Regions from separate parts of the Homo sapiens genome. Here region 2 is linked to region 1. The links are chromatin contacts, found by Hi-C in ENCODE. All regions are on one chromosome and are shown on one strand. The core of a region is the stretch at or near the end of the contact, and the rest is flanking DNA. Distances in the headings are between cores, read along the strand shown. Region 1 holds the start of CNNM1 (cyclin and CBS domain divalent metal cation transport mediator 1). Region 2 holds the start of HPSE2 (heparanase 2 (inactive)).

Region 1 (4,089 bases), core at 631-3,130:
CATAGATGAATCGTAAATGCATTATGCTAACTTAGTAAAGGAAGGGAGAACCCAAAAGGCTACAGACTGTATTCTCCATTTATATGATAATCCGGAAAAGAAAACTATAGGGGAGAACAGATCAGTAGTTCCCAGAGGATAAGACGAAGGGAGGGGTTGACTACATACAATAGGACGGTAAGAGAATTTGGGGGGTGGTGGTGATGGAATTACTTTTTATTGTGATGTTTACATGTATATGCATTTGTCAACATTCATAGAACAGTACACCAAAAAGTGAATTTTACTATATAAAGTTTAAAAATAAATGCATAAAAATAATATAGTCGAGTAAATTCAAACAATATAAGGAATTTAATAAGAAAGTCTCCCTCCCAGATCTTGGTGATAATAGATCTGTATTTTGAGTGCAGTGATGGTCACATACATCCATACATGTGATAAAATGATAGAGAACTATATACACACATTACACCAATATCAACTTCCTGCTTTTGATATTGTACTATAATTAAGATGTAACCCGCCAGGCACGGTGGCTCATGCCTGTAATCCCAGCACTTTGCGAGGCCGAGGCAGGCGGATCACCTGAGGTCAGGAGTTCGAGACCAGCCTGGCCAACGTGGTGAAACCCCGTCTCTACCAAAAAAAAAAAAAAAAAAAATTAGCCGGGCGTGATGGCGGGCGCCTGTAATCCCAGCTACTCAGGAGGCTGAGGTAGGAGAATCGCTTGAACCTGGAAAGCGGAGGTTGCAGTCAGCCGAGATCGCGCCATTGCACGTCAGCCTGGGTGACAAGAGCGAAACTCCGTCTCAAAATAAATAAATTAATTAAAAGATGTAAACGGCGGGTCGCGGTGGCTCACGCCTGTAATCCCAGCACCCTGGGAGGCCGAGGCAGATGGATCATTTGAAGTCAGGGATTCGAGACCAGCTTGGCCAACATGGTGAGACCCCATCTCTACTAAAAATATAAAAATTAGCTGGGCGCGGTGGCGCACGCCTGTAATCCCAGCTACTCAGGAGGCTGAGGTAGGAGAATCGCTTGAACCCGGGAGGTGGAGGTTGCAGTGAGCCAAAATTGTGCCACTGCACTCCACCCTGGGCGACAGAGCAAGACTCCATCTCAAAATAAATAAATAAATAAATAAATCTCATATAAGTGTGTGTGTGTGTACAAATTTATACATAAATACTTTTAACACAAATGGTAGCATATTATACTTGCTGTTCTGCACCTTACTTTGTTTCTACAATTACTTTGGAGATTTTTTTCCGTATCACATATACAACAGATCCACCGCATTATTTTTTATTGCCGCATAGTATTCCATTGCACAGTGGTTTCACTTATTTCAACAGTTTCTTATTGATGGACATTCGGATCTTAACTAAGAATTGAACTTAAATAATCCAGAAATGTTTACAATAATGAAAGGTCGGCTGGAGTTGAGGCTAAAAGTTTTCACATATTCAAGACTTGACTCCAGAATATTCTTTTGACCAGAAGGGGGAATGCAAGTGGCAGGAGAAGCGAAAAGCTGGGAAATTTCCCGGGCCAATGGGGAAGCAGTGGAGCCGGCAGGGAATTACTGCCGGGTAGGAGTTCGCAGAGGAGCACCTTACTTTTGGAGTAGGAGGCCATGCTGCAAACCCAGACTTTTCAGGCTGCATCTCAGATATACCGAAGTGTGTACCCGCTACGCACAGTGCGGTGATGCCTGGCCACCTCCAGCCTCCAGCGGGGACCTCCTGCCCAGGTGGAGTCTGAATGCCCACCGCCACCAGCCCACGCGCGCAGTGGGCGTACACGTGGTGACCTGCCTGCGGCTGGGTTCCCAGCTCCGGCTCCTCCTCCCTCCAGCTCTCGCTCGGCTTCCTGCAGTATCACGTGCAGCTGCGCTGGGTGCAGGATGGCGGCGGCCGCGGCGGCGGCAGCAGCGGTGGGTGTCAGGCTCCGGGACTGCTGCAGCCGAGGCGCTGTGCTCCTGCTCTTCTTTTCCCTGTCTCCTCGGCCCCCGGCCGCCGCCGCCTGGCTGCTGGGCCTGCGGCCCGAGGACACTGCTGGAGGCCGCGTGTCCCTGGAGGGGGGCACCCTGCGCGCCGCCGAAGGCACCAGCTTCCTCCTGCGTGTCTATTTCCAGCCAGGACCGCCGGCCACCGCCGCACCGGTGCCCTCACCGACCCTCAACTCGGGGGAGAATGGCACCGGCGACTGGGCTCCGCGGCTCGTGTTCATCGAGGAGCCCCCGGGCGGTGGCGGCGTGGCCCCCAGCGCGGTCCCCACTCGCCCCCCGGGACCGCAGCGCTGCAGGGAGCAGAGCGACTGGGCATCGGACGTGGAAGTCCTGGGGCCCTTGCGTCCCGGGGGCGTGGCAGGCTCGGCCCTGGTCCAGGTGCGAGTGCGGGAGCTGCGCAAGGGCGAAGCGGAGCGGGGCGGCGCGGGCGGTGGCGGGAAGCTCTTTTCACTCTGCGCCTGGGATGGGCGCGCGTGGCACCACCACGGCGCCGCCGGCGGCTTCCTGCTGCGCGTTCGCCCGCGGTTGTACGGCCCAGGCGGGGACCTGCTGCCCCCTGCGTGGCTGCGGGCGCTCGGGGCGCTCCTGCTGCTAGCCTTGTCGGCCCTGTTCAGCGGCCTGCGCCTGAGCCTGCTGTCGCTGGACCCGGTGGAGTTACGGGTGCTGCGGAACAGCGGCTCGGCCGCCGAGCAGGAGCAGGCGCGCCGCGTGCAGGCCGTTCGCGGCAGGGGGACCCATCTGCTCTGCACCCTACTCCTGGGCCAAGCCGGAGCCAACGCGGCCCTGGCTGGCTGGCTGTACACCTCGCTGCCGCCGGGCTTCGGGGGCACCGGGGAAGACTACAGCGAAGAGGGGATCCACTTCCCGTGGCTGCCGGCGCTCGTGTGCACCGGCGCGGTATTCCTGGGCGCCGAAATCTGCCCCTACTCAGTGTGTTCGCGGCACGGGCTGGCCATCGCCTCGCACAGCGTGTGCCTGACCCGGCTTCTGATGGCAGCCGCCTTCCCCGTGTGCTACCCGCTGGGCCGCCTGCTGGACTGGGCGCTGCGCCAGGAGATAAGCACCTTCTACACGCGGGAGAAGTTGCTGGAGACGTTGCGGGCCGCAGACCCCTACAGTGACCTGGTGAAGGAGGAGCTCAACATCATACAGGGTGCCCTGGAGCTGCGCACCAAAGTTGTGGAGGAGGTGCTGACCCCCCTGGGAGACTGCTTCATGCTGCGCTCAGACGCGGTGCTCGACTTCGCCACTGTCTCCGAGATCCTGCGCAGCGGCTACACTCGCATCCCAGTGTACGAGGGTGACCAGCGGCACAACATTGTGGACATTTTATTTGTCAAGGACTTGGCCTTCGTGGACCCCGACGACTGCACCCCGCTCCTCACTGTCACCCGCTTCTACAACCGGCCCCTGCATTGTGTTTTCAATGACACCCGACTGGACACGGTTCTGGAGGAGTTTAAGAAGGGTGAGCAGTAGTCTATCTTCTCCCCCAACTCCTATCCCCTTCAAAGGTATTATCCTTTCCTAACCACGTGAGGCTCTAGGTACCCAAAGCAATTTCTCTCCTATGGTACTAAAAACCCAAGGAAGACTCTACCTCTTGGCTCCCTGGCTATTTTCATCTCACTTCTGCCTCACTTCTTGCTCCTGATTGAGCCCCAGGCCTCTTTCCTCTCTACTTGATTCACAAGATGCACCATATTCCTTATTTGTTCCATTCTACCAGGTTTTTCCAAGGCCTACCAAATGTCAGATACTGTGTAGGTGGGAGATAGCCCTTGAAGGTCATTGCATAGCTCCCCACCTATTACAGGAGACACCTCTGCAGGTTCCCATACAAGCAGCCTTTGCTTTAAACTCCTCCCAGGGCCGAAAGCTCACTATTTACAGAGCAAACTAATTCCATTGCTGGACAGCTCCAGTGGCTGACAATGTTTCCTCATATAGAGCAGAATTTGTGTCTCCAAATCCTTCTACCTCTTCTGCCTTTTGAATCATGTAGACTAAACCCAGACACCTTAGACGTTCTTCCCCATACTTAATTTCCCATCAGGTATTGATTGCACACA
Region 2 (4,089 bases), core at 706-3,205, 94 kb before region 1:
TGCGAATGCGCCCCGCCAGGACTTCTTCCCCGAAAATCTGCCTTCCAGACTCTTTTCTGAGGCAGGAAAGCATTAGGCGAACAGGCAGATTTTTTAAAAAAAGAAAGAAAGCTGGTGGGGGAAAGGGGGTCTGCGCAGCTGAAGGAGTTCAATGAAAGTGGGACAAGCGTTGCGGAAAACTCCGTTGCACCCTACATTCGGACGAGCTCATAGACGCGCTCTGCTGCACGAAAGAGCTTTCGAAGAGGAAGCTGGGCCGCGCGGAGCTGGCTGTTCCGCCCTCGCGGCAACCGCACCAACAGGAACCGAAACGGCCTCGGCAAGGGCAGCTACAGCCTCTCAGTCCTCCGGCTACCTTTCCTCCACGTGGAAGGAGCGCTCCACGTGGCGCCTCCCGCTACCTGCCGCGTCCGCAGACCCGACCCGGGCCAGGGGGACAACCCCAAGAGCTGAGAGGCGGGCGCACCTCAAGAAGCAAAACTCGAATTTCGCAAGGAGTGAAAAATACGAAGGACGCACAACGGACCTGGCCTCGGGGCAAAGTGGGACTGAGAGCGCTGAGGGCTCTTCGAGGGGAACCCACAGCTGAGGCTCCAACTTGTAGGGAATTTTTAAAAACTCAACACTTGGATTCGACATTGCAGAGGATTTATTTCTTATTTTACACTGCAACTCTGTCCCTGATGGGAAGGGATCGCAGTTGCCTAACTGCCAAACTGCAACAACCCGGGAAGAGTGTGAGCCCAATTAGATTACAAGCCCTAGAGCAAAGGGGATCACAAACCTCCGGGTTTGCTAATCTGCTGGTGCGGAGTTCAGATCTCCGAAGCCTCCCTGGAGTATTTCTAGGACTCTTACCGCTTCCCTTATAACGCTGTGACCCCAGCGAGGATTTTTTTTTTCCTTTAAAGAAAAGCTAAACTGTGCAGTTACCGCAGGAGATTTAAGGAGGAGGAACTGGCGGGGGGAGGGGGGCATTCCGTCTATAAAAAGCGCCTTACAAAGTCCTGAAGTCTGGAAATGACAGCGGAGGATATAAAATAAAAAATTTTAACTCCGATCCAACTTGCCCACCACTCAAGCCTCTGCTTAAATTCGTTTTCTGAGAGTGGGAGAGAACTGACGAAACGATCTTTCCGTGGAAAATTCCAGTTTCGTGCAATCCCGCTTGAACACTCACACACACACACTCTCCTGTCTCACATACACACACACACACACACACACACACATACCCATTCCTTTCAGCTCTTTGTTGTTTGAGACCTTTTCTTCGCTTTTGTAACTGCTCTGAACCTCTTGTTTCTTTTTCAGAAGTAGACGGGAAGGCTAATTGTGGATATATGTAAGCACAACATTTTTTCAGTCATAACTGATAAGTTTCTGAAATGCCTTCTGCATTGCAAACATGTGCATCTTAATAGAAAACATTGCTTTTCTCAATCACTAGTTACAGCCTCACAGCACACAATCCAGGAGAAGGAAAACCTCTTTTCTTCTCTTTGAGAGATCTGCTTGGCTTATTTTCTTCTTTCCCCTTTGGAATGGGGGATAGGAAGGGCTTGAGGGGGTGTTACTAAAAAATTTTAAATGATCCATCGAAACCCCTGCCTTACCTTAGGAAATCGAGCCAGCCATCATGAATGATGGACGGATCCAGCTGCAGAGAGAGGAAGTTCTCATTGACTGTCCTGACTGGGTTCTTGGTGCTCACATCAAGTAGAATCAGGGTCTTTTCCTTCAAACCTGCAGCTCTGTCTACAGGCAAGGGTCTCCTGTCTCCAGCCTGGGAGGAAAGGGAGAGATGGAGCAACAGAGCCAAGTAGAGAGCCCCCGGGGCTAGGCACGCGGGGGGGCGGGAGTTGCTGGAGGGCATGGCTTCAGGGAAGGCACAAAGCACCCTCATTCAATCCCTCTGATTTAAACCTCTCTTCCTACTGGGTCTCGCTAGTGACTAATTGTCCTTATCTAAAGTGTGTGTCTGTCCGCCTTTTTCCCCCCTTTTTTTCCCTTCCTCCCACCACCCCCCCAACACACACACACTCTCTCTCTCTCCCGCTCTCTCTCTCTCTCGCTCGCTCGCTCGCTCGTTTTGTTTTTTTCTTTTTTTTTTTTAATTTTTTTTAATTTTTTTTTTCAGTGTTTTGGTGCTGGTGGAGCGAACTCACGCCCCTAGCCAGCCTTCCCCGTGACTCTTGCCAAGAGAACTCGTACACCGGCACCGCCCCTTTAAGAGATTTCTACTGCAGACATTTTTTAACTTTTTAAAGGTAAGGGGAGGGGAGCAGGCGGGAAGGAGGAGAAAAGGGTGGCGTTGTACCCTCCTAATTTAACCCTCTAGGGTCAGGAAGCAGAGGGAGGAATCCAAACCATGCCGTTGTACCGTCTGGGTACAGAGCAAAGGGTCTCGTTTTTACGTCCTTCCCTGAGAGGCTCTGGAGGGCGGTTCAAGCTCCGACTCCGACCCGAAAGCCCCAGCGCCAACCCGGGACGCGCTGGGATAGAGTTCCCACCGACAGCACGCTTGTTTCTCCTGACAGCGTCAGGCACTTCGTCCGCTCAGGGCCCTTTTCTGGTTGAAGCAGCAATACCAAGGGCGGTTAAGTTGCAGAGGGGTCTTGAGGCGGTGATTCCTGTCAAAGCATAGAGCCCTGAAGGACATTCCCCGAAGAGGAGCCCTGATCTCTGTGACGCGTTGGATAGCCACACCGAAGCATCCTCTGACCTCCATAGGGCAAAGAGTAGCAAGAAGGAAAAACATAGTGACCTGGTCAAGCAGCTTTTCCGATCCGAGGGCCAAAAGGGACATGCGCCCTCGCTCTGCTCTGCTCTTCCCGCAACCGAGGAATAAGCGTCTTGGGAGCGTCAATACATGCTGGCTTTGGCCAAGTCGAAGCTACCTGAGCTGTGCTTGGATAGTCAGGGCGGCTCTGCGTCCAACTGTGCCACTTCTTGGCCACTCTATTCTGCTGCACAGGTAGAGTCCCCCCTCCAGACCCTCCTGGAGGTCAATCCTATACTTAGCCCTCCTGCAGGGAAGTGCGCCTTTACAGTGCCAGATGGGACCATAGTGACACTTTCGGGTTTCCATCTCGGCCCCCAGTCAAAACCAGAGTCACATAGCCCTGGATGGGGAATAACAGCCGGAAGCCGCTGTGATGCACGACCCGCCGCTGCTCATTGAGCTTCCACCCCACAACAGCTTGCAAATTGAACTCTAGGTCCTATCCTGAAGCGCGGGAAAGGGATCAGGCACAGTTTGCTGCAGTCACATTGCTGGGCCCCACTTTCGGCTTCTTTCTGAGACAAAATGGGACTTCTACTTGGCAGATGAAGGGAACTACTTTATGTAGTGCGGGCAGTCAGAAACGCAGAAGCGTCCAGGGCCCTCCTTGGTATCAAACAAGCAAAACCCTAAAATGCAGAGCAAGGGTTTTCCCCAGAAGTGGATGGACAAGGGTTAGTCTTAAAGCCCAGCAAACGCTGTAATAGCAACCTGTATCCTCTTACCTCCACCCAGACCAGGATTAACAAATCTGAAAACAGCTGGAATAGATGACCTTCAACTGAAGTTCCCTGAAAAGCCTCTACCAACCTAAGCACCCAGGAAATCGAGATTATGTTGCATTCATCTGTGAAGCGCCATGACGACCTTCTAGAAATAGGACTGCATAAGATGAGGATATGGGAGAAAGCAAATGCAAGTCATATTATTTAAAGATGATTTTTTTAAATCAAGCTGTTACATAGTGAAGTATTGGATGTTGGCTCCAGCCCTAAGGCCTGTTTCCTTCAGTTCCTGAACATTTCTAAGACATCTAGATCCTTTAAACTGTGTGTGTGTGTCTGTGTATGGGTGTGTGGTGTGACATAAATTTCAGTCGAAATTCTTGTAATTTTTAAGTATGTATTGAGCACCTCTTAGAGATGGCAACAGCCTGGCGGGCAAACACTTTTGCCTTTGTGTTCCCAGACTGGAGCACTTAGTAGGCACTCAATAAATTCTGTGAAGTAAATTAATGGTAAATCCAATCATGCTCAACACACTGAAATAATATGCCCCTCTCCAGAACAATGTGAAAAATAAAT

The links. A loop is a pair of places that touch in the nucleus more often than their neighbours do. Pooled maps may share reads with other maps.
Region 2: a map with no recorded cell type shows a loop between it and region 1 (6-fold over the local background). The contact joins the promoter of HPSE2 here to the promoter of CNNM1 in region 1. A Hi-C loop is called at or near these places in 1 of 168 maps with a recorded cell type or tissue (endothelial cell of hepatic sinusoid), 2 of 37 single-sample maps with no recorded cell type and 1 of 50 pooled maps.

The regions. Positions count from the first base shown.
Region 1 is chr10:99,327,476-99,331,564 of GRCh38, forward strand. CNNM1 (cyclin and CBS domain divalent metal cation transport mediator 1) reads left to right here and starts at 1,881. Exons shown (of 11, transcript NM_020348.3): 1 at 1,881-3,485. The coding sequence starts at 1,913.
Region 2 is chr10:99,233,897-99,237,985 of GRCh38, forward strand. HPSE2 (heparanase 2 (inactive)) reads right to left here and starts at 1,956. Exons shown (of 12, transcript NM_021828.5): 1 at 1,617-1,956. The coding sequence starts at 1,906. RefSeq lists a silencer at 266-385 and enhancers at 2,533-3,033, 3,034-3,534.